Linked DNA regions of Mus musculus: all the other regions are linked to region 3. Evidence: chromatin loops called from intact Hi-C (ENCODE). Cell type or tissue: left cerebral cortex. All regions are shown on one strand. Region 1 overlaps Fam151a (family with sequence simliarity 151, member A). Region 2 holds the start of Acot11 (acyl-CoA thioesterase 11). Region 3 overlaps Tceanc2 (transcription elongation factor A (SII) N-terminal and central domain containing 2). Region 4 overlaps Ttc22 (tetratricopeptide repeat domain 22). Region 5 holds the start of Ssbp3 (single-stranded DNA binding protein 3). Region 6 holds the start of Ttc22 (tetratricopeptide repeat domain 22). Region 7 overlaps Lexm (lymphocyte expansion molecule).

Region 1 (4,000 bases), 420 kb before region 3:
CCTCTTCCAGACAGAGAAGGCATGATCTTGCTGGACATTGGCCTCCAGGAACCTGAGGCTGGGAACCCTGTACCCATCCTACACACCCCAGGTGGCCCTGCTCTGACACTGGAGTCGTGTCTGCTGCGTCTGGCTGTTCACCCCAGGCGCTGGGGCATCCATGTGAACATAGTGGAACCCGAAGCTCTCCGGCCATCCCTGGCCACGTTAGCACACCTTTCTACCCTTGGCCATCTGCCCTGGCCTGTGTGGGTGGGGTCCACAGTCTCACATGGTAGTTTTGTGGTCCCTGGCCACATAGCTGGCAGAGAGCTGCTCACAGCTGTGGCTGAAGTCTTCCCCCATGTGACCGTGGCACCGGGCTGGCCCGAAGAGATGCTGGACAGTGGTTATCAGGAGCAGATGGTCACAGATATGCTGGAGCTGTGTCAGGGACTCCGGCAACCTGTGTCCTTCCAGCTGCAGGCTGGGCCACTGAGTCAGAGTCCAGCCAACACTGTGGCCAGGCTCCTGGCCTCCTCCCCTAGAGCCACTGTCACAGTGTACCACAGCACTGCTGGGAACAGCCATGTGGATTTGTGGGCTGGATTGTGGGCGGCCAGGGCCGTGGACAGGACCCGAGTCTATTACAGGATATCCCAGGAGTACTGGAAAGACTTGCAGGCAGATGTGAGCAGCAACCGACCATCCAGTAGGATTGGACCATCTAGTGTGGAAGGCTTCCCTGGGGAGTCAAGGTGAATAAATGTCTCTGCTTTGTTCCACGCACTGTGTAAGACCTGGGGCAGCATGGGTGGTGTCTAGAGGGTCTGGAGGCTGGGAGCTAGGTCATTCCGGTTGTCCAACAGAAAACTCTCACAAGCCTTGAAAGTGTTGTAGAATTCTGAGGACAGGCCGGACACATTGGTGGTCACATAGTTGAGAAAGCCGGGGGTGGCCTGGTTGTAGTAAGAAACCTGCAGGACAGGAAGTCAAGTTCAAGGAGGCATAATGGGGAGGTGAGAGTCAGCAGCCTTGCTTGCCTTCTGGGGAAGCAACAGATACAACCTTGTATCTTGATCAGTTAGAAAACCTGAGTGATAGACCTAGCCTCTTTTGATAGGTCCCCCAGATACACAGGGAACTTCAACTCTGACTGCCCTATCACAGCAAACCATAAGGTCACTGTACACCTCCCTGCTGACTAGGTGGCCCCAAGGGGACAGGAATTGACTCTAATACCTACACCTGAATCCACTTTATAACAGTGCTGGGAGGGTGGGGTGTCACAGAAACGTGGTAGACATAAGCCTTGGACTATGTCCTTTGTGTAGGTCCTTAGCAATGCTGGCCGAGTCAGCACCTGGGCAAGGCTGCAAGGAAAACTGCATGCCAGGGGAACTGCAGCATACCTGCCCCCAGCTCTGCTCTACCTTTCCAATTAACTCTGACTCCCCTGCTGAGCCTTCTATGCCCTCAAAGCCACATAAAGCCCTCCCAGACGAAAAGGGAGACACATTAAACAAACAATGGCAGAATTTTAGATCAGAGCTGGGCTTTCTGTAGTGTGTCCAGAGCTTTTCCCAAGCCCCAATAGCAGTTTGCTCTCTGACCACACTCAAGCTCCAGACGAGCTCCTTTCAGACTGCAAAGTCTGGGGGGTCATGGGGGTTCGGGTCTGGAAGGGCCCAGCCGAACAGCGTAGAGTTCAGTTTATCCATAGGTGGAAGTATAGAGGGGACATCACGTCTTACCTTAGTCATCTGGTCCCCCTCACGCCACAGACAGAAGCCTGAACAGAGAGTCTCCCCACGTTGGTATTCCGGTGTCTCATGGTGCGTGGGCAGCGTGACCGACCTCAGGGCAATGACATAGGGGTCCCTGGAAGAGAGGCAGAGTTAGAAGGGATCAGAGATCATCCAGAGGAGGATGCCTTGCTGGGGGTCAGCTGTAGGAAGGGGACATCTGTGTTAGCAGCATCAGGTTCAGGCTCCCTGTGAACCCATGGACTGTGTACCTTGGGGTTTTCATTCTTCTGGCCTTTGTCTCCAGAAAAAAAGATGCAGTCTACCCTGGCTGCGCCCATGTCTCAGGTAACAGCCACAAGCTTCCAGAGGGCAGAGACCAAGGGATACCCATGGGAAAGGCACTCGTGTCTGTGGCAACAAATGCCACAGTCGCCCTTGCTTTCAGGAGCAGTTTGTGACCTTGCAGTCATGATGAACTCCCAATGGCGCCTAGAAACAGCTGGTGGGTTCTGAGTCCAGCCACCAGTGGGCAGCAGAGCTCTGGCCTCCATGTTGCTGCTCCTCCCAGGAGAGGGAGAGAGGAGGTCTCCCTACCTCAACTGCACCCCTCAGAGAGCAGGCACTCACCCATTGTCACAAGGCTTCCGCCTAGAGGCCAGGATCACAAAGTCCTGGGGCTTGGTGTTCCCGCTCAGGGCGGGGCTGATGACGTGGTAGATGGCGTCATCCTCATCCACTTGCTGCACCAGCTCCACACTCCTGTGGGGAGGCTGAAGTCAGGGCTCAGAGCCACAGCAGCTCTCTATGGGGAGCAGCTCTGCCAGGCTCCCGCAGCCTGCAGCCTCTGAGCGGAGCCGGGGAAGGATGGGGACCCTCCAGCATATGTGTATGCATGAATGTGTATGCATGTGCTTGTCTGTACACACAACATTCACACACACACACAGTGCACCAGAGCAGATACACAGGCACATGCACATATAAGCATATACAGAGACACTCATCTAGGTACACACACACACACACAAAGCACACTGACATATACTCAAGCCAATACAAGTATGCAAACTGATAGTATTAACTGTCAACTTGACAGAATGCAGAATCATCTGGGAAATGGGTCTCTGGGTATGCCTGTAGGAGATTATCTTGTTAATTGGCAGAGGGAGGCCCACCTGAACTGTGGCCAGCACCATCACCTGACAGGGAAAGTGGAGGCTGTGAGCTGGGCACTAGCATGCATTCACACCCCTCTGTTATGTTACTGTGGATGCAGTATGAACAAGTGCTTCAAGCTTCTGCTGCCTTGACCTCCCCACTGCAGTGGACAGTACTTGGAACTGTGAGCCCGAGTGAACCTGTTCTCCCTTCAGTTGCTTTTGTCAGGGTATTTTACGACAGCAATGGAGAAAGACATATGTGAGCGTATGTACACAGACAGCTCTGAACTCACAGATCTGCAGGTGCACACACACCCCAAGTAGCTGTTCAAGGATTCAGTAGTTGTCCATACTGTCTAATGAGTTCCCAGTGTGTTTCAGGTGCTATCCTGGGATCTCACTTAAGACTCCTGTGGGCAGTCTTAGCATCCTCACTAAATAGAGGAGCTAAGGCTGGGGGTTAACCCACTCTGGGCTACAGAGTTCATGAGGAAACAGGGCTGGGGTGTTCAGCCTGATGGGTAACAGAGACAACACAAGACCAGGCATACTCACACATCTGTTCAGGTATACAGGCATCAACTGACATTGGTACCCACAGACACAAGGGCAGTCACATGAGGACATGGCCACACCTCCCCCTATCCTTCTGCTGCACAAAGGCTGGCTAGGGAACAGGCTGGCTGTGCAGGCCTAGGGGAGTGTGCTGGGGTCTCTAGCCTATGTCACTCACCCTCAGTGAACTTTGGTTTGGTCCACAGCAGCCCATCTTTCCCAGCTCCTCTGCCCAGCCACCACCGATCACCTCTCAGTTCTAGAATACCCTGCTAGCAGGTCCGGGTTACCCATGCACAGCATTTTAGAGCAACACAGTTTATTCTTTTCTTTCTTGCCACTTGCTTGATCTCTTGCTCTATGTGTGTGTGGTTGTGTGTGCATGTGTGCGCACATGCACAAGTATGAGTGTTTGAATGCAGGTATTCACCTATTGGTGCACTGTTGATAACAACCTCAGGTATGTCATTGCTATTTGCCTGTGTGTGTGCACCAGACTAACTTTGCTCTAGCAGTTCTAAGGAGTCTCCTGTCTCCCATCTCACAGAAAGAATCCTG
Region 2 (4,000 bases), 370 kb before region 3:
CTTTCTGCCTCTGTGACCCTAGACAGGCCACTGACCCCTCTGAGCCTGAGTTATTCCTCATCTGGGACAAGTGTGGCGAGACAGAAGTAGAGTGGGGCGCGTACTGGTTACATTTCTTATGCTATAGCCAAGTACCTAACAAAGCAGCTGAAGGAAATACGGGCTTGTTTTGGCTCACAGTTTGAGGAAACACAGTCTAGAGGTAAGGAAATGATGGTGTCAGGTGGTCACACTGTGTCTACAGACAGGAAGCCTAGAGAGGCAATGCTGGTACTGAGATACGTGCTCTTTTTTCTCTTTTTATGGGGTCCAGGCCATAGGAATCTGCTATCCACACTCAGTGTGGGTTTCCCTCCTCAGTTGAACCTCTATGGAAACCATCTCACAGACATACCCAGATCCTGAACCCAGACAATCTGACAGCAAAGACAACTGACAGCCATCACAAGGTTGATAAAGTGGACCTGCCTCACTGAACTGAGGACGTTAACATGGGCACACTCTGAGCATGCTCCCTGGCAAAGTCAGAGCGTGGACATACTCTACCCTGGGCTCGGGGGACAGAAGCAAGAGGCCCAATAGCTCAGATTCCATCCTAGACATGGCAGAGAAACTGCCTGTCCACATTCATTCCCTAGGTATCCCTTTGCCTCTGACCAGGACTAGGTATACCAAGCACAGCTTGTAAAGTTTACTGGGGTAGAAGAGAGAGACACACAGCCAAATCTTCCATCCCAGTGAGAGCGGGGCTCATAAAGACTGCACAGTGCCATGAGAAATCTAGGAAGGCTTTCCAGAGGAGGCAGCATCCCAGCTGAATCCGAGGGCTGAGAAGGAAACCGCCAAAGAGACGGCAGGCTGACAGAGGTGCAAGGGAGGCCAAGGTCACTGGTGGTCACTGGTGGAAGGTACAGAATATATGGCAGCTAGAGAGAGCCAAGGTGGAACACTAAGACAGAAAAAGCCAATCCCTACAGTGCTGCTGAGAACACAGAGGGAGGATGGTGGGGTGTGGAGAGAGCTGGGCAAGCCTGCCAGGTAAGACTGAACAGGTGGGCACACACCACAGCTAGCTTTTCAGAGATAACCACTAGTGGGGTAGCAGATGGAAGGAGCTGGGTGAGATCCTAAAAGTACAAAGAGCCCGGGCTGGGCAAGGATGCCACTTGAGGGAAAGGACGGGTGAGATGTGTATTTAGCCAGGGCACTTTTTAAAAGGCCTTTTCTGTACCGACCTCAGTTGGCAGATACTCTTGCCCAGCACTGGCGGTACAGCCTGTCCCAAGCCCTTCTCCAGGCACCAGGCCAAAGGCCCCCCAATGAGCCACTATGCACTTGGGTGTTTCTGGGACCTCAGCACCTATCTCAACTCCAAAGTCCCAGTTAGGAGGTTCCAGGAAAAAAAATACTCTCGAAGGTCATTGCATAGGACATTTTCCACATGGCCTTTCCCTCACAGGCTGTGTTCTTACTCTCCTGTTCTCGCCTTGTACACACACCCTCACGTCGTAAATTCTGTCAGGCCATAGCCTTGGAGTCCTGAGCGGGAGAAGTGATGAGGCCCAGAGCTCAGATGGCAGGCAGCGGGATTGTGCACAGGACCCAGGGAGACACACACACACACACACCAGCAGCAGCTGGATTGTAACATGACACACACACAGCAGCAGCAGCAGTATTATGCACAAAACACACACATACACACTCAACCAAACAGAATGCCAGAACTTGCTACAGAAGATTCCATTCCACCTAACCACAAACTGCCAGCCTGAGGGAGCCTACTGTCCCCGGGTCTCTTTGGGGAGAGTACTAGTTATAACTTAAGAAGTCCGTGGGTTCTGCAATATCTCCTTCTAAAGAAGACTACAGACAGATCCCGACTAAAGATGCAGATCCTGACTTTAGAGGAAAGCATCTACTTTCTGGGCCCCCACACCAGGAGACCCATTTGTCTCCCAGGCCACCCTAACCCACAGTCCATACCCTTCGCAAGTGGTTGCCCACATTCTGAATCATTGCTGCTCCGTTTGCTGGGTTGCCAGGCTGTGGGGGGGTCTGTAGGCTCCTAAAGGGCCGCTGGTCACCTGAGCCCTGGGACTGCCAGCAAGTCCAAAAGCAGCCGGCTTCTCCTGGCTCCTCCTCCCAAGGTCCCCGCCCTCCGGAGCCAGCTGTTAATATCTCCGCCCCTTGTCCTGGCCTCTCCTCGATCCGCCCTCTGTGCGCCCCCCCTCCAACCCCAGCACAGAAAGCTCCCTAGCACCTGCCAACTGGGCCACAACCACGTGGGGCCTGTTGCCCACCTACTGGCACCACCGGACTCTATGTCTCTAGACTCAGGCAAATGCCAGCCCCCACTCCAGCCCCCTACCCCTGTCCTTGCCTAACAGAATAGAAGTCCCAGAGCTCCCATTCTCTTGCCAGGGAGTCCATCCGTCCACAAGAGGGCAGGCTGGAGTGTAGCAGGATGCCAGGGAGCTGCCAAGGCCTCCTAGAGAGACACCAGACCCACCTGCCAGAGTTTTACCTTCCGGAGTGCTACCCGACTGGCTCCTGGGCCCAGGTTGTTAGCATCCAGCAACTGCCGAACAGGGTTTATACACCGGGCCCTGACAGCCACTTCCTTATAAGCAGGTAATTCTTGTAAATGAGGCGCCTGCCAAAGTACACCCAGTATGCCACGTGGTACTCAGCACCCATGGCCATCAACGAGTGAAAGTTCTCCAGGACTTTCCCTGTCCTCTGTCACTTCTGCAAGAGGTTCGAGGCAGACGACTAGAGACACACTCTGGTCAGGACTAAAAAAGCCAAAGGGAACTGGTGACCAAATGGCTGAGGACAAGTCGCGGAGCACCAGACCCCTGCTGTGACTCAGGCTTCCTGCTGATCCTCTTTCTACATCGCAGGGATGATCCCTGGGGCTGGAAAGGGATGTATCCAAGGCGCCATGGCCACTATGTAGCAGATGGGGACAGATCAGCAGACATGTCCTCTGCCTCCTGCTTCTGCTTTCATTCTCTACACAGTTACTAACAAGTCCTCTGCCAAAGGCCCCGAGTTCACTACCATGCCTGGGACTCTGGGCAAGTCCTCTCTTCTCTCAGAGCCTTGACTCTAGGAATCAAGGACTCGCACGTCTTTCCTTGTGAGTTCTCATCAACGATCTGCACTTCTGTATCTGCAGATGAGAAACTGAAGTTATACCCAAAAGACAGCAAGATAAACACCATTGTGCTAACTCTCGACTCCCAACACTCAGGAACCTAAGGTAGAAGGATGGCCATGAGTTCAAGGCCAGCCTAGGCTACATGTTGAGTTTCAGGCCAGCCTGATTTATAATACAATGTTAGACACTGTAAAAAAAAAAAAAAAGAGGGGTGGGGACAGAGAAATGGCTCAGTGGTTAAATGTTCTTGCTACTCTTCCAAAAGAGCCCAATTCGGTCCCAGTATCCATGTCAGATGGCTCAAAGCCAACTGTAACTGAAGCTCTAGGAAATCAGATGTCTCTGAGCTCTACCACATCTGCATTCATGTGCACATACATACCCAGATGCAGACACACACACCTATACCTAACTAAAAACAAAAAAGTAAGTATTTTCTGAATGGGGGTAGAGGTTGGAGAGATAGCCCAGTTAGTAAAATGCTTGTTGTCGCAATCATGAAGACCTGAGTTTGGCTCTTAGCACCCATGTAAAAAAGTTGGGTGCACTGATGGGTCCCTGTAATCCCAGCACTAGGGAGGCAGAGATGTACAATGTCCCTTGGTGACCAGCCTAACAGAATGGGGGAGCTCCAGGTTCACTGGAGACCCTGTCTAAATAAGAAAGAAAGAAAGGAAGGAAGGAAGAAAGAAAGAAAGAAAGAAAGAAAGAAAGAAAGCAAGCTAGGCATGAGATGGTTCAGCGTGCAATGGCACTTGCTGCCAGTGGTAGTCTGAATAAAAATGGCGCCCATAGGCTCATATATTCAAATGCTTGGACATCAAGGAATGGCAC
Region 3 (4,000 bases):
AGAGAAGAGAGAATGGGGATAAGCCAGGAGTGGCAGCTCAGGCCTGTGACCCCAGCACTTGAGAATCTGAGGTAAGACAATCACAAGTTTGAGGCCAGCTTGGATACATAGTGAGTTTCAGGCCAAGCTGGAGTACACAATGAAACTCAGTTTCATAAAAACCAACCAAAGAAACAAACAAACAATAAATTTTGGCTTCTGTATCGGTTGTTGTTTTATTTTCTTGTTCTTTTTGTATCTCTGGCTCTGGGGACTTCAGCTGCTGTGAGGCGCAGCCATAATGACAGGTCTATGTGACAAGGAACTAAGGGCCTTCTCTGAGCAAGCCTCTAAAGTGTGCCTCTAGGAAGGCCCTCGGATGACTGAAGCTCTAAGCAACAGTCCGATAACAAGCTTTTCAAAGACAAGGAGGGGTGGGGTACGCCTCTGATCACAGTTTTTAGGAGATGGAGATAAGAGAATCACTAACTGTAAGAGCCCCTACCACATCACACCAAACCAAACCCACTCTGAGCCGGAACCACTCCAATACACTGGCTCCTGAATTGCTGACCATCAGGGAAACTATGAGAAACAATACTTAAGCAGCTACATTTTAGGGAAGTTTTATATAGTAATAGATAACTAATATATTGTCAGATTGCTTATGAAAAGCCGTCTCCATCTGGTTCAGACCGTCTCTCAGCTGCATTTCTTGCCATACTCTCTGGCATATTACATTTTAAATACACCTAACAACTCAGAGCTCTTGGAACACGACCATGTTCTCTCCCGCACCTCCAGCCTCCACTCAGCTTCCAGGACGCATCCTCTGCCTGACACATTCCTCAACACGCTCTTCCCTGCTTCCACACACTTGGCTAACTTCTCCCCATCGTCAGAGCACTGTCTTATTAAACTGCCTACGTTTCCGTCAGATGTAAAGCTCCAGAAAGAAGGGAGCAATTCCTGTCTCCCTTATACCCCATAGCTCCCAGCACACAGAAGACACTCCGTAGATACTTGGTGCTTACATCCCACAAGGTAGGGAGGCAGGAAGGCTAAAAGTTGAAGCATAAACATTCTCAGGAAGTGATCCAAATAAGCTTTTTATCTGATATAACTGTAAAGGAACCAAGAACCCTCAGCAGTCCATGCAATTTCAAGTTTAAGGAAGGCTCAATAAGGTCAGGGTTCAAAAGTTGGACGGGTTCCAATTCCTGCTAAGTCAAACCTCTTGGTAGTTCTATTCCGGCCCTTAGCTGTATTCTCTAGATACCTGACACACCCATTCTTGAAAACACTCACCATACTCGGCGGTCAAACAAATGGTTTTTCAAAATCCTCCCCTGTTCCATCTTTTAGGACAATCCTAGCTTATTATGTTGAGATTTAAGATCTGATCACATATGGCATCTGTGGTATATGTCTAAACAGGATCACATACATACATATATGCATCAATAAACACATCACAAAATATTAAACACTAGTACCCTCTACTGGTGGAAAGACCTTACAGGCTCATGTGAATGGTCACATTGCCCTCTAGCGTCCACAACCTATAAAGACAGCAAATCCTGCAGCAGATGGGTAGCATCTCCTTGGCTATAATGATAGGGTTTTATATTCTTTAAGCATCTAATTTCCTCAGATTCTGGTTTATATTACAGGGGTGCAACTCTAAGACTCTTGGGGGCTCCCTGGGGACTCTGTAAAGCTCTTCCCAGCTGTTAGTGACAGGGTGATGCTGCTCAGAGGTCAAGGGGAGGCAGAGGAGGCGATGGCTGCACTGGGGAGGGCAGGAGCAGCAGCTGTGAAGGACTGCCCTGGACTCCCCGGGGAGCTGAGAGCAGCTCGAGGAACACATGTTGTTCTTCCCGTGCATATTATCCACAGTTGTGTGCTGTACTAAAACGGCAACTCAACGCACTCCCTCCCTCACCTCTGAAATCTCTCCAAAGCTATAATAAATGACATGGTGGCAAATGTTGCTATCGTTTTGTTTTATAAACAAGGCTTCGCCAGTTATTGCCACTGATGGCAGATTAAGCTGAGTTTCTTTCAGGATTTAACTGAATCACCACCTCCTCTATGAAGCCTTTCTGAAGTCCCCAGATTGTAGTGACTGCCCTATCCTTTCCGATTGCATGCAGACTCTCCAGATCCAGTGGACAGAGGGTCACATGTGCTTATTTATAGCTACAGTGGGGTACCACTGCTGTATGTCTACACCACCGCCTCTCTACCAAACCCTCAGCTCCTCAAGGTCACAACCAAGTCTTAATCATTTTGCACAGTCAGCATCAAGCACACTCCAAATGTTACCTGTATGTAGTCTATATGGTAAGCACAGATATTGGACATATGCTTTTAAAACCTTATATAATAATAGTTATCTTATGCTAGCAACTCCGCTAACTCTAATCAAAAGGTGGGAGAGATATAGTAAGGTGGCCTGACAACTTGAGTTAGATCCCAGGACTCACATGTTGGAGGGGAAGAACAAACATCCACTAACGTGTGCTCTGACTGCCATGTGCACATTGTGGCAAACACACACCCAAGCCCATCCCCAACACACAAGAAAATGAAAGCAGAAAGTTTAAAAGATTGAGGACTGTGTTTTGTGTACTTCACTTCAGTTTAAAAATTGTTTTTACTATATATTACTATATTTTACATATGTCACTATTTTTTACTATAAATCCCCAGCCTGAGGCTAGTACAGTGTTCTAAACAACGGTCCCCTCCAGCAAGTGTGGAAAGCACAGATGGGTCAGGTAACTCATGGTGTACAGGAAGAAGGGAGACACTCTGGAAGTACATCTCAGAGGCCAGGAGCATACCTATCCTTGTGGATCTCAACACCTCCCTCGAGGGCATTTTCTTCTTTAATTCTTGTAAGGCAGCAACTAGGTTTTCTTTGGTTTGATCAGGAAGCTCCAACATAGTTTTCCATCTTTTTATGTCTTCTATAACCACAACTCTCTGCAAAAAAGAACAGTTATTTGGAAAATGGAACCCTTTCATTAGAAAGACATCTGCCTCCACCTGAGCTAATGGCTCTCCTATTGACATATGAATTATTGATTATGACCTGAACCAAAGCAGTGTGTCTGATGGCCCCAAATGAGGGGTAATTGCTTAGAGGCAGGCCTGCTTACTGCAGATCTGGGGAGTTGCATCTATTAGGAAAAGTGCAACTTTTCATCTCACCGTGCCGGGCACCATGGCACATCCCCCATGAGAGGTGAAACAGGAGAGAGGAATGAAAACGGTGAGTGCTAAGGCGGATCACCCTCACAGCTCACTCAAGTGTCCTAATTTATGCACAGAGCAGAGAAGCCATAAAGCCATGCTTACTTCAACAGTAAAAAAAAATTACACGAACAGTTCCCCACTTCCCAGAGGAGAAAACTCAACTTTTTTTTTTTTCCTGAGAGAAAGAAAACTTCTTTTTAAAAAAATTTCAAACACACAAAAAGGTACAGAGAGTAAACCACTACTTAATGAGATTATAATTTTACCATTCCTCATAAAATAAAGCATTATGAAATTTAAGTCCCTTTACACCCTCCGCAAACACACCTCCCTCCATCCTTCCCAGAAGCTGCCGCCTTAAGGCTGATCCTCACGCTTCCATTCAACGCTAGGGATCAGGAACATGGGGGAAGAAGATGGGAAAGCTTCTATACTGTTATGTGATTTTTCTGTAATTTTGATATAGTTAAACTAAGGACTTCTTAGTAAACAAAATTGGCAGACAAAAAGTAAAAAAGTAAAGTAGCTTTCATAATTGAAAATTAAATATCTTCGAGCCGGGCATGATGGCACACCCCTTTAATCTCAGCACCCAGGAGGCAGAGGCAGGCAGATCTCTGAGTTCGAGGCCAGCCTGGTCTACAGAGTGAGTTCCAGGACAGCCAGGGATACACAGAGAAACTATGTCTCAAAAAACCAAAAGAAGGAAAAGAAAACAAAGACAGGAAGAAGGAAGGAAGGAAGGAAGGGAACAAAA
Region 4 (4,000 bases), 530 kb before region 3:
GAGTTAACACAAACCTGCCCTGTGACAGTGCATCCTCTCCCAGTACTGCCAGGTCACCTGCCAATGTCCCTTACCCACCAGCCACAGAAGCAGGATCTTCAGGCTTCCCGGAGGAGAAGGGTCTGATCCTTTGGCCCATTAAAAAAGTACCAGCCCACTTTCACGCCACCCCCGATCAGTCCAGCCAATGGCTTTCAAACTTAGCACAGTAAGCAAACCAATCTCCGAACCACACCTCTAGAGCCACAGAGGAGTGAGTCAAGACTTTGCATTTCTAAGTCAGGCCTGGTGGCTCACACAGTAATCCTAGTACACCCAGACTGAGGCAGGAGGATTGCCAACCTAGACTACGGTATGAAACCCTGTCTCAAAACAAAACAAACAAAATAAACCAAATGTCTTAGTCAGGATTTCTATTGCTGCCATGAAACATCTTGACCAAAAAGCAAGTTGGGGAGGAAAGGTTTTATTCAGCTTATACTTCCATGGCACTGTTCATCACCAAAGGAAGTCAGGACAGGAACTCAAATAGGGCACGGAACCTGGAGGCAGGGGTTGATGACGAGACCATAGATCGGGGGTGCTACTTATTGGTTTGACTATCAATATAACAATAGCTAAGCCTGGGTATGGAGATGCACCCCTATAGTCCTAGCAGGAGGTGGAGACAGGATGAGTGCAAGCTTTGGGCTAGCTCAGGAAGACCTTTTCTCATTAAACAGGGTGGAGGGTGGGGCTGGGGGTAAAGAATACCAGGAGGAAGTCTCAGTCCTGGCTTTGGGGACACTACCCTGCCTCAGTTTCCCCACTTTCCCTTCCACACAGGACATTCTGAAGCCCTAATTAAGCTCAATGTGCTTTGCAAATGGTAGCCACTGTTTAAACCCTAGCTCTTTGTGGTTCGATACTGTGGGGGAAACGTGAACTTGAAGTCAGAGGTGGCCTGAAAAAGCGGGTGACGCCAGGAGCCTCCATAGCTTTATGCCAGCTTCCCCCATCTCAGGAGGAACAAGAGAGATTCAGAGGATCCTGAGGCTGGTGCTCAGGGAAGCCCTAGAGTCATCTGTCACTCTCACCTGTACCTCGTTAGTCCCAGGGTCACTGTACACTCAGGCTGGGTCTCATGTGATCCCTTCCTGAGAATCGAGGCCAGCCTGTAGCTAAGGCTCTGGTGCTGGCTGGCCACTGTCAGAGCATCAGGGCACTGATGATGATTGAGCACGGAGTGTCCCACACAGAGCCCGTGCCGAGCAGTCCCAGAAACTCCTTCCAGAGTGCTCTCAGCCTTTGCCCCCTCCCAGGCTGCCTCTAGGAGTGGGAACCCTGGAGCTATGTGCCTTGCCTGCCTGCTGAGGCTCTGCAGCAGGAGAGGCAAGCAGCCCCTCCTTTCGGCAGGAGCACACGGGCAGTCACAGGCCTGTTTAATTTAATGCACTGTGGCTTGCCAGGTTGCCCCTGGTAACAGCTTCAGCTGCTACTTCCAAAACAGCCAGGATTTTTAAAGGGACAAGGCTATTTTCAGGCTGGCATTGTACTATGGAGGAACAGCATCCAGGAGCCTCTTCTCCGGGATGCTGAAAACCCAGCAGCACTCTGAGGCCTCCACTCCATGGCCACTAACCCCGTCTGTAATTCAGAAGCCAGCCTGAAGCCCACTCACAAGTATGATCTGCTACATTTGAGATTCGTCACGTGTCATATTCAAATAGCTACATTTTGGAAATGTCAGTTTAGCCTCCAAATTTGGAAGGCAGGGAAAGAGAAGAACCTAGGAACTGCTCCTGCAATTCAGGGATAGTTCCACCAGGTGGCGATGTTGCTTCCATCATGAAAACCGTAACTGGGTTATAAACTCTAGAATGTTGACGGTGAGCAGAGTGGTGGGGGAAGGACTCATTTGTAAACCTTGATATTATCTCACATGGAGTTATTCCGCCTCTCTGGTCTCAGTGTTCCTGGATATAGAATAAGGAGATCAATAACAGTGTTGAGGAAAAGACTGGAGGCTAGGGCCATGGAAGTAGAAGTTGAACTCCCAGCTCTGTCATTCACAGATTATGTGGTTTGAGGGAATAATTTAACATCTTTGGATCTGAATGCCAATGAAAGGAATGTCTACATAGCAAATGGGCTACCATGGGCTACACAACAAGTCCAGGACTAGGCTACATACTGACTGAGATACTGTCTCAAAACAAAACATAATTGGGGTCCTGTGGAAGTAAGAAAGATGCCTTGTAGCCCTAGAGAAGGGGGAATGGGGAGAGGTGGGATATCTTCAGGCTCTAGGCCCTGAAATCCTATGGCTCTTTGGGGTATTGAAACAGATTACACTAGACAAAACACCCCCAGGCCAGCCCATACTAGGACATGAGTGTTTGCCCTAGGAATGACCCACCCACACAGGCCCCAGAGGCATGTAGCACTATCCTCCTTTGCAGTTAAGAATACAGCCCCTAAGTACTCATCCCTACGGTCACCCAGTTGGACCACTCAGGTGTGTGAGCTGCCAGCCCCTGATTTGCTCATTCGAAGCCAGAATCCATCCCATCAGCTCCTGTGTTAGCCCCATCTTTTGTCATGGGGTCACGGAAGGAAGTGTGGTGCTTCCTTCCTCCATGTGGGAGGTTGGCACTACCCAGCTCTAACCCCTGCTATGGCTCCCAACTGTTTCCCACAAATGGGCTCCAAAGCCTAAGTCTGGTATATTGGGGCTTCCTGATATTCTTCCCTGCTGATTCCCTAACTCCCGGGGCTAGGGGTTCCAGCCCTGGTCACATGTAGATACCACACATCACTCTCCTACATCTCTGAATTTCTGCCCACAATGCCAGTCCTCCTGGAATAGTCTTTCTCACTATATTTCCCTGGGTGGCTCCCTTTCTTCTTGAGGACCCTGTTCTAATGCCTCTTCTCCAGAAAGGCTTGGAGAAACTTCTGGGTTAGAGAGAACATCTCTTACTGTCTCCTGTGGCTCCTGCATCCTTTCCATTCTAATTATGGATTTACACCTGGCTTTCCTGACAAGCCAAAGCCCTTCAAGATGGGACCCACCTTCCTTCTCCTGTCTTTACTCCCCCAGCCTTGGACCATGCAAATAATCAGAGGCAACACAAGCTAAGAAACACAGCAGATCTCTCTAGGGCTCAGGTTTCCTGGACCTATCCCAATAAGTTGTCATACCACTCTGGAGCTCAGATGCAAGATGTCTCCTTCACACACATGCACAGAGAGAGAGAGGTGGGGGGAGGGAGAGAGGGAGAGAGCGAGAGAGGGAGAGAGGGAGAGAGCGAGAGAGGGAGAGAGGGAGAGAGGGAGAGAGGGAGAGAGGGAGAGAGAGATTTACTCAGGATCCCGTTCACTGGCTCTGGCTCCCTCTACATTACTCATATACACAGTGTTCTTTGCCCTCCCGGTTACTTATTCTGCATCCCATACATCTGTTCAAGCCAGCCTCCTTCCCACCAAATACCCTAGTCTCTGTCCCACTCTCAGAAGTGTCACAACCTACTCAAGATCCAGCTTGAAAATATATCCTCTAGCCAGGCAGTAATGCCACACACCTTTAATCCCAGCATTTTGGGAGGCAGAGGCAGATGGATCTCTGAGTTCAAGGCCACCCTGGTCTACTGAAAGAATTCCAGGATAGCCAGGACTACACAGAGAAACCCTGTCTCAAAACAAACAAACTAACAAACAAACAAAAAACCACCCCCCCCCAAAAAAAAAAACAGGAAGAAAGAAACCCCAGCTGGGAGTGACATCATCTTACATAGATGGTGTGCATCACTCTCAGGGTCAGACTCTGCTCCTCCTCCAGGGTTTGACAGTCAAGCATGGTGACTAGAGCATGGGCCATGGAGCTAAACAACATCAGCTCTGCCATGTCCATCTGTGCAATCCTGGGCAAGTCACATTACCTCTCTGCACCTCACTGTATTCACCTGGAAAGTGGGCATAACGCCTGGGTTTGCTGTGAGATCCAGGGAATTGCATGAGA
Region 5 (4,000 bases), 250 kb before region 3:
TTTTTGGGTTCCTCGAGTGGACAGAAAGGAGTCGTGAGCAAAAAGCTTGGTCACTCTGCCAACCCCCCATTTCCCATTGTACACCTGGGTCATTGACAATGGAAGCTTCCCCTCCCCCCACGCCCGACTCTGGTCCCCTACTCTCCAATTTAGCTCCATTTATTTGAAGTTTGAGATTTCTGCGGCGCGCATTCCGAGTCGCGAGGCGTCCAGGTGACGTCCCTCATCCAAACGGAACCCTTTCCCGTGGAAAGGCGAGAGGCTAACTTGCCAGGGCTAGCAAACCTCAGAAATTTGAGAGAAATCAACTCTCTTTCCCTCTAGTCCAAGACCTCTTTTCCCTCCTACAGCTTGCCTGGAGCACGCCAAGGGCCATTTTCGCGCGGCTCCACTTTGGGGTTTCCCAAAGTATTTTAACGATCTAGTAAAGAAGCAGCCGCGCGCTTTGGCGCCAGCTTCGGCCGCCCAGCTCCGCGTGCAGCCCTGGCCGGGGCTCGGGAGGCAGGGCTGGGCACAGGCAGCCCGGGGTGGGGCGGAGAGGGGAGCAGGGCCGGCCGGGGTCCTGGCCCGCTGAGGGTACGCTCAGCACGGGGAGGCGGGGGCGCTGGGGGCTAGGCCGACGCGGAAAGGGGCGCGCCGGGCCAGCCGGGGTCCGCGCCTGCTGTCGCAGCGCCCAGTCCCCGCCGCGCCGGCCGGGTGCTCCAGTCCACGCCCGAGCCCCTCGAGTCACCGCCCCACCCCAACGCCAAGGCTCGCCCCCCGCTCCCCCGGCCGGGGCACGAGCGGGCAGCGGCTCGCGGAGGAGGCGCAGCGGGACTGGCGCGGCCGTGCTGACAGGCGTCCCTCTCGGCCTCCAGGCCCGCCCCCGCGCGCCGATTGGCCGCCGCGGCCGTCCGTCGCGGGGCGTGGACGCCCGCCGCGCTCCTGCCGGGGCAGCCACGTTCGGTTGAGCTCCAAGTAGACCAGCGGCGGCGGCGGCGGCAGCGGCAGCGGTGCTGAAGGCGCAGAGGGCGGCGCAGGCGGAGCCGGGCGGCGGGCGCGCGGGCCGCGAGCAAGCGAGCTGCAGGCTTCGGGCGGGCGGCGGCGCAGCTCAGGCCGAGCCGGCGCGGGAGGAGTTCCAGGGCGATGGGGCCGCGGCCGGGGCTGACGCTTTGACAGCTGGAAAGAGCGCGGAGCCTGCGCCTGGGAGGGAGGGAGCGCGGCGAGCGGAGTGCGAGCGAGCGGGCGAGCGCCGGGAGGGGGCCGGGAGCAGGGCAGCTCGGGAGACCGGACGGTAGCGGCGGCGGCGGCGGCGGGCTCGGCGCCCTCTTCTCTGCAAGCCATGTTTGCCAAAGGCAAAGGCTCGGCGGTGCCCTCGGACGGGCAGGCTCGGGAAAAGTAAGCCTCTCGCGAGTGGGGCCGCGCCGCGGGTGGCGGGAGGCAGGTGGGCGCGGGGGTCGCGCCGCCTGGTGCCCCTGGGGCCCGGGTCTCTGCCCCGCGGCGGCGGCGGTGGCGTGGAGAGCCCATTGTTGGGCGCCGGCGGAGGCTGGGGCACCCTGAAGGGGCGGCAGGGCAGCGGTGGGCGAGGGTAGTTGGTAGGCGCGGGGCAGAGCGGGCGCGGGGGTCCGCGACGAGGGTGGGCGAGGTCCCACTCGGAGCCGGTGCGCTCGGCCCGCTGGGCGCGGGGCCCTTACTTTGCCCACCGAGTGCGGGCAGGGGGCGCGTGGCTTTCTGCAGCCCCGAAGGCTCCTTTTGTCCGCCCGCGGCGTGAGGAGTGCGTGCCGGGGGCTTTGTTCGCCCGGGAGCGCTCTCCCTACCCAGCCAGCGGCCTCCCCGTCAGCCCGGTGCGCTCCGGGGCGTCCGGGCTGGGCTGGGCTGGGCTGGCGGCGCCGGCCCGGCCCCAGGCTTGGGGGACAGTTGTTTGAGGGGGAGATGCTGAGGGCGGCGCTTTGCTGCCCTCTCCAGAGCGCGCCAAGTACCCGGACTGGGACCGAGTCCGTTCGGACCCCAAAGCTGGGCTAAAGCAGGGAGCTGAAGTGGGCTGGGAAAAGGAGGGTGGCTCAGGCAGGGCTCTTGTAAGGGGCTTGCGAGTTTGCGAGACCTAGGTGGGTTTAGTCCCAGTGCCACTTGGAAGTTCAAGTTTGGGGACCGGTCTCCGGCTCCCGCGGCTTGGTGCAGCTTGTCTGTGGTACCCACCCACTAGCTGTTCTGTCTGGGGTGATAGGTACTCACCTCTTGTCGTGGCCACAATGGGATGGCACAGACCGGGCTCACAGTCACTGGCAGGGTCCAGAGCGAGCCTTAATGTGATCTGACCTCTCTCTCTCTCTCTCTCTCTCTCTCTCTCTCTCTCTCTCTCTCTCTCTCCTCTCACTCCTCACTTTCCAGGTTAGCTTTATACGTCTACGAATATTTACTGCACGTAGGAGCACAGAAATCTGCACAGACCTTCTTATCAGAGGTGAGTGGGACTCCTTCTCTTTCCCTAGCATCCAGTTTCTTGACACCCCCTCCTCCCCACTATTCTTAGAGCCTTTGTTTTCAGGAGCAGCCACTGTGGCCACCATTTTGAATTTTTATCACCTTTTGGCATTTATTGTTAGTTGGTCTTCACAGCCTTTTGGCTGGGGAAGGCCCTGCGTCCCCCTCCTTTCTGCCCCTCTAAGCTGCCTCCGCTCCCTCTTTTCTAGATTCGATGGGAAAAAAACATCACACTGGGTGAACCGCCTGGGTTCCTGCACTCGTGGTGGTGGTAAGTTTGTGTGATAGTTTTGTGTGTGTGTTTTGTTTTGAGGTCCGGGTCCAAGTGAACAAAGACGGGGGTCCAGAGCAGGCCCTCTACCTTTAGCCTCTGCCTCCTACGGACAAGCACCCCTGGGTGATCTGACCAGGCTTGGCAAGGGAGAGTGGGCAGAAGAGGCTGCGTGCTGCCTCAAGTTTTTGCTGGCATTTCTCCGCCTGTGGGGACTGACTGAATTTTGTTATGCTTTTCCATCTCACTCTGGGGCACCAAGCAGGGGGCTTAGAAAGAGCTGGAAGGGTTTTTTTTTGTCAATCCTGCATGCTGCTTTAATTAGAGGAGTGGGGGCAGGGCGGGTGGAGGGGACACCAGGTCCGTTCTGCAACTGGCCTGTCCCTTATGTTTGCGTCCAGAAACGCCAAACCTTAAGAGGTCTCCACTGGGCCTTTTCCAGGGACCATGAGAAAAGCAAGAAGGGCCGCACTTCCTGTAGAGACACTGATTCAGACTGACTGGACCTTCCTTTTCTCCGTCTCCCCACCCCCCCAGCATCCCTGCAACCACAAAGCCTTATTTTACTGAGAACCTTAACCAGCCAGAGGTGGCCTGGCAGGATGCCTGTAGCTTGTTCAGGACCGGCTCTCCTTATCTTTGACCCTCTCTCCAGGCCTGAGCAGCCTGTGGTCTTTTTTGCAGGCAGGAGGGAAGCTCAGGGTCAGAGCCTTAAGCTAGTTGTCTTGAGTGTGTGACCTGGATGTCTTGTGGGGCTGATAGGTGGACTCTTTCACATCCTTTTGAAAAGGAGAAAGGAGGAGGGGTGGCTTTTGATATGTTGGTGGAGTTGAGTCAAGTGTAGTGTCGTTGGGATGTTAGCACTACCTGACTGCCAGCTCAGGGTACTGTTTCAAGGCTCTTTGAACATCGGGAGGATGAAGTGTCTGTTCTAACTTGTGCAGACAAAATGAGTTTTTAATGGCCTTTGCCAACCACCCAACTGCCTGGTCGGAGGAGGCGGGTGGTGTGGCGCAAGGATTCCACCTGCGGGAGTGGGTGATAGGTTGGCTGTTAGAGGTGAGCGAGCGTGTTGATGGGATTGATGGATCTGAGTGCTGTGGGTCTTAAAGAAACTTGGGCTTGTGGGTAGACGTTATTTTGAGGGTGCTGGGAATGAGGGTGTCTTGAAGTCTTTGCAGTGTGGGCTTTCCAGGAAGCAGTTTTGGAGGAGGAGAGTAGTCCCTGCCTCCATCTGCAGTTGTGCAGAGACCTGGTTGTCCTGTGGCT
Region 6 (4,000 bases), 540 kb before region 3:
TCAGAGCTACATTAAATGGAGCCGGGCGTGGTGGCGCACGCCTTTAATCCCAGCACTTGGGAGGCAGAGGCAGAGGCAGGCAGATTTCTGAATTCAAGGCCAGCCTGGTCTACAAAGTGAGTTCCAGGGCAGCCAGGACTACACAGAGAAACCCTGTCTCAAAAAAACCAAAAAAAAAAAAAAAAATATATATATATATATATATATATATATATATATATATATATATATTAAATGGGGGCTGGAGATGGCTCAGAGGTTAAGAGCACTGGATGCTCCGGGGGACTTTGGTTCAATTCCCAGCACCCACATGTCAGCTTACAATTGTCTGTAATTCCAGTTCCAGGGAATCTGACATACCCGCACATCAGCCTGTATGCAGGCAAAACACCAATGCAAATGAAAAATAAAAAGGAACCATCAAAGCAAATTCTAAAAGGCTAAAACATTATTAAATGTATTACATTAAAGTCTAAAACCAGTACAAATAGCATCCAAATGTTTTGACTTGAAAATATTGCTAAAGGGCTGGTGAGATGGCTCAGCGGGTAAGAGCACCGACTGCTCTTCCATAAGTCCTGAGTTCAAATCCCAGCAACCACATGGTGGCTCACAACCACCCATAATGAGATCTGATGCTCTCTTCTGGTGTGTCTGAAGACAGCTATGGTGTACTTATGTATAATAGTAAATAAATCTTTGGGCCTGAGCTAGTGGAGCCGACCAGAGCGAGCCAGAGCGAGTGGGATTGACTGGAGCAAGCAGAGGTCCTAAATTCAATTCCCAACAACCACATGAAGGCTCACAATCACCTGAACAGCTACAGTGTAATCATATACATAAAATAAATAAATCTTTTTTTTTTAATAAAAAGTTGCTAAAGTCATAGTTTCTTCAAATTCACTAACCAGCTCTATTTTCTCTAGTGAAAATGCTGGCCTCCTTCCAACGAGGTTGAGGCAAGGGAGGCAAGAGCCCAGCCTCAGGATAAGTGAGGAAGAGTCCAAGGTCCAGACATTCCGGAAAGCCTAGTCTACAGGGGACTCTGCTTTATCACACAGGGCACCCCAGTTCAACCTGCACACTAGAAGCCAGGTGGGCCCCTGAGGGAGACAGCATAGAGCAAGAAGACAGCAGTCTCAGAGCAGGGAGCAGGACCGGCTGGACACTGATCCAGATGAGTGAAGCCCAGGCATACCCAGGGCAGGCATTCATTGGTTTTACCTAGGTATCTCCTGGTCCCTCACAGGGAACTGCGTCCTGTCACAGAGGAGGAAAGCGGAAGTATAAGGGGTAGTGCTTTTTATTAGGGATGGAGAAACAGAAGTAGAACCTAGCACCTAGGCACCTTAGTTTTTGCTGTTTGGGCCCCTGCTGAGCAGAGGAGAGCCAAGATATTCAGTTGAGAGGCCAGATGCACAGACTGGAGGGGCGGTGGCCTGCTGTGTTCAGCGGAAGCGCTCTAGAATACACACACAGCTCTGGAGTGGGCAAGGCTTGCTCAGCTGGAAGGGCCTGTCCTGACAGCTCTGTGTGGAGGGTGGAGCATTGCCAATGGAGGAAGGACTTGGCCGGCCTGGGCAACCCGAGGCTCCAGGTCTCCTTGAGCTTGACCTGGTTCTGTGACCTTGGCACCTTTCTCTTCTGAACCTCTCTCTTCATCTGCTGAGTAGTCGAAATCTGCCCTTGCCACTTACTGGGTTTGTGAGCCTCCCGTTTGGCAAAGCACCACACCTGTTTTTCAGGCACACCTGCTTGTGCAATGCTGCTGTCTAGCAGCGAAAGCGGAAACACCTACAGGGCGAGCCCTTGGCCGGCTCTGGGTACCACCCACTTGCAAGAGGTGCCCCGGACCGCCGTGCGGGGCTCCCTCCGGGGCCGCCCCATCCACTGTCCTTGGGAGCTAGGGGAGGCCAGGGCAGTCAGGGGCAGCCATGACGGAGGCCGAGGTCGGAGCCGAGGACCTGGACACCCTTCTCGATGAACTGGACTATCTGCCCGGCCACTTCCACCTGGAGATGCAGCTCAACTTCGAGCCGCGCTCACCCGCTCAGCTGCGCGCCCGGGACCTGAAGCTCCAGCGAGAGGGTCTGCGGCAGGAGCTGGAGCTGGTGGCCACCCCGCAGCTGCCTGCCGTGCGTCACCTCTTGGGAACCTTTTCCTTCTACCTGGAGGAGCTGGGTGATGCCCGCGAGCATTTCCTGGAAGTGGCCCGCAAAGACCCTGGCAACCTCAACGCCTGGGCCAATCTGGCACACGTCTACGGGCAGCTGGGCCAGGAAGAAGAGGAGGAGGCGTCCGCCGGGCGACTGGCCAGCCTCATGGGCCTGGAAGGGGACCCCGAGGATGCTGGAGACCCCAGGCTCCGCGCTGCCCGCTGCCTGGCGGAGCAGGGATATGCGCATGGCTTCGACGTGGGCTGTGCCAGTCCAGAGGAGCGCGCGCAGGTGCTGGAGGCGGGCATCGCCCTCTACGACAAAGCGCTGGGCTATGGTCAGCAGGTGGGTGCTGGAAGGACTGTGGTCATTCATTTCCTTTGCTGGGGTGCCCGCCACCATTCCCGCCCCAGGTCACCCGGTAGCTTTGCGTTCCTGGGTGCTGCCCACCTAGCTTTCTGTTTCAGCACCAAGACAAATCCTCCAATCAGGCTAACACATCCCTTCTCCCTCCTCTGCCAACAAGTAAGAGGTACAATCAGACACCAAAACTTGACAGATTGTTCTTCCTCCTTTCTCCCCTCATCCACCTATCCTTCTAAACCCCAATTTTGCCACTGCCTCAGCTTATACGAGCTTTCTCTGGCAGCCCAGCCTCTGAAGTGTCCTGCCTGGCTTTGTGGTCACTCTCCAGCTCTGCTCTCCTGTGCCAGCGTTTCACTCAGCAGATATACAGTTGCTGCATCTCACTGGCTACATCCTCAACTCAGCCTCCCCTCCTCCTGCTGGCAGAATGACTTAGGCTTGAGTGACATCCAAGGCCCTCCGTCCTCTATCCAGGCTTTCACTACACCCCACATCCACTCCGTTTACAGTGGGTGGGCTCCACATAGCTCTCTTCCTTCCTGTGTCTTACCCGGGGTACCTCCTGGTCCTGTGGCCTGCATAGCCCCCAGTAGCTCTCAGATTTGCTTTGAAATTTCCCTTTGAGGGATGCCTCCATGGTTCCAGGCTGGTCACAGCACCCTCACAGCTTCCTCAGCCCTGTTCCAATTGTCCCTCAAGCCTGTCCCTCCAGCTCTGTCTCAACAGTTTGGAGAGGGGGCACAATGGTCGTCTGAGTGTCACTGGATCACAGTGATTCTCAAAAGTCCTGGCACTAAATAGATCCTAGCATACTTGTCGTTTATCCTGCAGTACAAGAGTCCTATGTGCAGCAGCCTATACAATAAGCATTTACGACTGAGCAGCCCTGGGATCTAGGTGTGGCTATGCTGTCCTCCCAAGGTTTGCCTGACTGGGGGCCATCTACAGCCACACCAGTTCATAATCGACAGGGTATGGTTCCTAGCTGGCTCTTGATACTTCGGCTGTTTTCTCATTCTCAGAAACATGTCACTGGGTCTGGCCTACACTGCAGGGGAAAGGGTTATACAGGTCAGAAATACCGTCAGGTAGGCTCACTGGGGGCTGCATGTCACTGATGGAAGAGTGATGTGGGAATGTTATTCTCTTGAGCGCTATGCCCTGGCACAACACCATTCCAAAGCCTCTGCACACATCTTGAGCGTCTTTTCCACCAAAAGATGCAAGTTCTTAAAGAGAAGTGTTGGAGTGGTGACTTTAGCGAGGCCCCGTTGGAGGGCATGGACTTGACCTCCGGACAACAGTGCAGGGTACAAGTCAAGAGGGCACTTAGCCTGGGAGTGCAGGTTCAAGGCTCTCTGAGCTCTCCAGCTCCACTCAACCGATTCCGGGCTCTCCGCGTACCCTTTCCCTCTCAGTGAGGTGAGATAATGACGTGATGTGTGTCATGGGTTTTCCCATTAGTATAATGGTGGTAC
Region 7 (4,000 bases), 550 kb before region 3:
GCTCCTTTAACCCAGGCCATTAACCCAGCTGAGTCCATGAAGCCTGGGAAATGTTTACAGCCAGACACTGCGCCTGTGCCCTTGGGGTCCCCACAGGCCTGTTGGTGCATGCCAGGCCACCTGTCTATCAGTACAGTTCATGTTATTGCTGAGAGAAGTAGCCGCGGGGTCAGATGTCCAAACTGTGACTCTGACCCATCATATCTGTGTGGCCAACCTCAGGTTCTTCGCCTCACACAGGGAGCCATACCCTGCCCTGGCAGGAGCACAGAGTAGACCCCCTTCTCCGGCAGCACTTGGTACACACGGCCACATTCCTGTGGATAATCAAAAATTAGCTCACCAAGGATTAGACCTCACAGCACCCACTCAGGCACATACCTGCACAGAGTAATGTCCATAGGGCAAAGGACTGCTCCGTTCACCAGAGAAAATGTCATAGGGGCCACGATTACCAGTGGACTTTTTCACAAAGGTCTCAAGATCGCTTTTGATGGTGTAGGTACCAGGTCCCAGGCCACTGCCCTAGAGACAAAAGCGGTAATGGTGCCTGTAGGGGAGTGGCCAAGGTGGGGCTTCAGCCTCTCTACCCCGAGGTCACCCCATAGGACCATGCAAGATGAGGCTGCTGAGGGGGTACCTGATGAAACAAGGGTGGCTTGTTAGACACTCTACACATCAGGCCGTCAGAATGTGAGCGGTTCCAGGCCTTCTCCTCCAGCTGTGTGTACGGGTTCCCCTTCTCCCCATAATTTCCAGGGCCAGGATAATAATTCTGCAGGGCAGGAGACGGAAATGCAAAGACTGTCAGTCCCAGTCTTTGTTCTGGTTCATCTGAGGAAGACATGTTTGGGGTTTCAGATCTCAAGAAGGGAAACAGGGTTTCTGGAGTGAGCACCTGTTACCCACCCCACCACACAGCATCCCCGGTGAGCCCCCTCCTCTGCTCACTCCTTTATCTCCAAGTCCAGCTACACCTCTGATTCAGCACATCGACTCAGCACCTCTGACTCAGCACATCTGACTCAGCACATCTGATTCAGCACCTCTGACTCAGCACCTCATATTCAGCCTGGTCTCCCTGATCATACTTGCTTACAATGCTTTCTCCCAATGCCTTCCCTACCCTCTGGTTTGTCAACCACATCAACCACACTAAGATCCCCAGACACCATCTTCCCTGAGACCCACCTTCCTGTTCCGCAGCCTCCATAGATCTGCCCTTTACAACTACAAAGCTGATCAACTTCCTCGCTATGCTGTGAACAGGCTGGAAAGAATGAGCACCGGAATCCTAGGCTAGGAACCTGGCTCTGCTACTTCCTAGCTGGGCGAACTCAGGCCTCTGAGCTTCATGGTCCATGGGACTAACACAGCGATGGTAATACTTTCCTTCAAGGAATAGTGATAGAGTTGAATGTCTGCAAAGCCCTCTGCCCAGGGCCCGGCAGATAGTAGGTCCCATTCCACAAGTCGGGGTGAGGTGACAGGAAGTCCTGAGATCAGAAGAACTGTGGCTAGGAGCCTAAACACAAAGGTGGTCTTTGAAGTACAGTGAACAGAGCTAAGTGGTGCCGGGAGGTGAGACCTGGCTGGATTTCTGAGGCTGGTATGCCCCTTCTAGCCACATGGGGGCACTGCTGTTCCATAGGTGATGCAATCCACCCTCCTCTCTGGACCCTGCAACCAGACCCTTGGGGAGCCAGACCTGGTAGAGGGGGTGGGGCCAGTGCTACAAAAATCAGGCCACTGTGAGGATCAGCTCTGTCTGTCCCCCAAAGAAGGAGACTGGGTCTTGCTTCCGTCCATAGCTCAGAAAGCCAGTGCATGGATCAGGTATTATGAGTCCCCTGCAGATTTTGTTCCAGTGAGGCCTCCCCAGACTGCTCTCTGTAAATCACCCCACAGCACTCTCCTTCCCTGTGCCATTTACCCTCAAAACTCCATAAGAACGATATGTATTTCCTTCTTCATACTGTGGTGTGTGTCACTAAGATGCCCGCTCTGACGTTTGTCACTGCCAGACACCCCGCTCTCCCAAAGCCTAGTTCAGTACACAGCTTTCAGTTGCTGCTTAATCATTATTTCCTGGTTGCCTAGCTAAATGAATATGTTTGTTGGGTTTCTAATATACTCTAGGTTTCTCTAGGCTCAAGACACAGGAGAGCAGAAGAGCCAACAAGAAAGCCAGGAAGGTCTGGGCAAGCCTAGGGAGAAGACGGGTTCAGAGAAGGGTGCTTGTCAAACATCCAAACAGCAACAGTCTTCCCACAGAGGACGGAGGGTGGAAGAGACAAGCTCACGTACCCCAATAAAACCTCGGAAACGTGTCTCCCCAGAGCTGAGCAGCCCCCGTTTGCTCTGTGGTTTCTTCTGCAGCTCAGTTATGAAGTCTTTGATGTTGTAGGAGCCAGGGCCACGCTTGTGCACCTGCCCCAAAAGAAAAGAACGCAGGATGGAAAAGGAACCTGGGGAGGTCCAGCCAGGAAGAGCCCAAAGGGTGACGGTGTTCTCCAAGAGGAAGCTGTATCCACTAGGACTCTGGAGGGATAGCCATGTGGACAGGAAGCCTTGCTCCTAGAGGTCGGGAAGGGTATGCCCCGAAGTTCACCTGCTGCTCTTTTTCCTTCTTGATGGCCTGGTAGTGGAAGTGGGGTAGCTGGGTCAGCCGAGTGGCTTCGTGGGCCTGGGACCATCCTGAGCCCAACTTCTGTTCCAGGAACTTCTTGCTGAAGCAGGTATCCTTGGAGTTATAGGTCCCAGGTCCTATGTGGGACTAAGTTAAAGCAGGCTCTCAGCTGAGTCGGTCATAACCACCTACCCCACCCCTTTGCATGTGCAAGTCACCCCTGGCCTAGGAATTAAACTAGACAGTTCCCCAGTCTGACGACCAGGAGGAGCTCAGCACTCAAGATCGAGTCCTGACCACCTCTGTGACTGGCCTTGTTCCACTTCAGGGAAATACAGAGTAGAAACAGCTGTGGAAGAGGAAGCCTGCGGCCCTTAAACTCCTAGGGTTCTAGCATAGTCCTGAGTTTATCAAACATCTGGAGCCAAGAATGAGGCAAGCTTGGGTTGGAGCATGCGCAGGTGTATTGGGGAAGGGACGCGGTTGGAGCATGCGCGGGCGTATTGGGGGCGGGACACAGACCACGTGAAAGGAAGCAGGCTCACCAGTTCCACCGAATGATGTCTGGAGTATGGGGCCTCTGTGAAGGTGCTGAATTTCTTCTGGTTGGGATAGACAGCGGAGACATCAAACCTAAGAGAGGTATAAGTGAGGGCCCATCTGGTCCTGACTGGGGCAGCCCTGGTGGACAGGCAGTTGGTTTCCCAGGACAGGCGACTTTGGAGCTGACCCTTGAATGTCACTTTGGATCTGCTTCATCATTTTGAGAGTTCCTGAGATGCTCTGCCACCCACCCTATGCTCTGCCTCTCCCTACAGCTTCATTCTTCTTCAGAGTTCTTACCATTATCCTTCCCAGCTCAAGTAGATAGATAGATGTTATACTACAGGGTGGATACTTCATATCATCTTTCATATACGTTTAATTATCCAGACCACCTCATGATCACAGATTCTAGAACCGTGTGTGGCACATAGTAGGTCATTTATATGCAACTATATTACATAATAGAACATAAAAAGAAATATGACAGTTGAGCATAATGGTGCACACCTTTAATCCCAGCACTTGGGCGGCAGAGACAGGTGGATCTCTATGACTTTGAAGTCAGCCTGGTCTATAGAGTGAGTTCCAAGACACCCAGGGTTATGTAGAGAGACTGTCTCAAAAAGAAAGAGAGAGAGAGAGAGAGAGAGAGAGAGAGAGAGAGAGAGAGAGAGAGAGAGAGAGAGAGAGGAAAGGAAAAGAAAAGAAAAGAAAAGAAAAGAAAAGAAAAGAAAAGAAAAGAAAAGAAAAAGAAAAAAGAAATAAGACACCTGGGTTGCAAACAAAACTTTTTAGCTAAATTTCATGGGATGGGCAGACCATGTG

What was found. A loop is a pair of places that touch in the nucleus more often than their neighbours do. Peaks named below come from ENCODE experiments on the same cell type or tissue, not always from the same donor. Only the 100,000 strongest peaks of a DNase experiment are listed, where the experiment ranks them.
Region 1: a loop joins it to region 3, with 4 times the contacts of the local background. A loop is called at or near these places in 10 of 42 quality-filtered maps.
Region 2: it touches region 3 in a loop (3-fold over the local background); 10 of 42 quality-filtered maps call a loop at or near these places.
Region 4: it touches region 3 in a loop (4-fold over the local background); 14 of 42 quality-filtered maps call a loop at or near these places.
Region 5: it touches region 3 in a loop (5-fold over the local background); 19 of 42 quality-filtered maps call a loop at or near these places.
Region 6: it touches region 3 in a loop (4-fold over the local background); 19 of 42 quality-filtered maps call a loop at or near these places.
Region 7: a loop joins it to region 3, with 6 times the contacts of the local background. A loop is called at or near these places in 14 of 42 quality-filtered maps.

The regions. Positions count from the first base shown.
Region 1 is chr4:106,747,529-106,751,528 of GRCm38, forward strand. It overlaps Fam151a (family with sequence simliarity 151, member A), which reads left to right. Exons shown (of 8, transcript NM_146149.1): 8 at 11-764. The coding sequence ends at 741. It overlaps Acot11 (acyl-CoA thioesterase 11), which reads right to left. Exons shown (of 16, transcript NM_025590.4): 14 at 2,355-2,486; 15 at 1,734-1,860; 16 at 1-956. The coding sequence ends at 801. Among named protein-coding and RNA genes, the nearest start is that of Fam151a, 16 kb to the left of the region's middle. In left cerebral cortex, CTCF peaks have their summits at 2,256 (motif pointing right) and 2,468; a DNase peak (open chromatin) is centred at 2,422; H3K4me3 peaks cover 674 bases.
Region 2 is chr4:106,797,698-106,801,697 of GRCm38, forward strand. Acot11 (acyl-CoA thioesterase 11) reads right to left here and starts at 2,134. Exons shown (of 16, transcript NM_025590.4): 1 at 1,987-2,134. The coding sequence starts at 2,019. In left cerebral cortex, a CTCF peak has its summit at 2,444 (motif pointing right); DNase peaks (open chromatin) are centred at 1,276 and 2,316; H3K4me3 peaks cover 766 bases; H3K27ac peaks cover 509 bases.
Region 3 is chr4:107,162,720-107,166,719 of GRCm38, forward strand. Tceanc2 (transcription elongation factor A (SII) N-terminal and central domain containing 2) reads right to left here. Exons shown (of 5, transcript NM_025617.2): 3 at 2,829-2,970. Among named protein-coding and RNA genes, the nearest start is that of Tceanc2, 14 kb to the right of the region's middle. In left cerebral cortex, a CTCF peak has its summit at 1,518 (motif pointing left); DNase peaks (open chromatin) are centred at 805, 1,192 and 1,521; H3K27ac peaks cover 694 bases.
Region 4 is chr4:106,629,331-106,633,330 of GRCm38, forward strand. All of the region lies in intron 1 of Ttc22 (tetratricopeptide repeat domain 22), which reads left to right. Among named protein-coding and RNA genes, the nearest start is that of Ttc22, 8.9 kb to the left of the region's middle. In left cerebral cortex, a CTCF peak has its summit at 1,798; DNase peaks (open chromatin) are centred at 1,496, 1,759, 3,219 and 3,431; H3K4me3 peaks cover 240 bases; H3K27ac peaks cover 2,723 bases.
Region 5 is chr4:106,910,536-106,914,535 of GRCm38, forward strand. Ssbp3 (single-stranded DNA binding protein 3) reads left to right here and starts at 935. Exons shown (of 18, transcript NM_023672.2): 1 at 935-1,377; 2 at 2,368-2,440; 3 at 2,670-2,731. The coding sequence starts at 1,322. In left cerebral cortex, a CTCF peak has its summit at 1,934; DNase peaks (open chromatin) are centred at 365, 928 and 3,714; H3K4me3 peaks cover 3,903 bases; H3K27ac peaks cover 1,911 bases.
Region 6 is chr4:106,620,617-106,624,616 of GRCm38, forward strand. It overlaps Ttc22 (tetratricopeptide repeat domain 22), which reads left to right and starts at 1,833. Exons shown (of 7, transcript NM_177667.5): 1 at 1,833-2,501. The coding sequence starts at 1,935. In left cerebral cortex, no CTCF peak of the experiment used is centred here; no DNase peak of the experiment used is centred here.
Region 7 is chr4:106,612,728-106,616,727 of GRCm38, forward strand. It overlaps Lexm (lymphocyte expansion molecule), which reads right to left. Exons shown (of 10, transcript NM_183182.3): 2 at 3,175-3,262; 3 at 2,612-2,776; 4 at 2,308-2,430; 5 at 641-775; 6 at 382-525. Among named protein-coding and RNA genes, the nearest start is that of Lexm, 2.5 kb to the right of the region's middle. In left cerebral cortex, a CTCF peak has its summit at 1,626 (motif pointing right); DNase peaks (open chromatin) are centred at 1,032 and 1,631.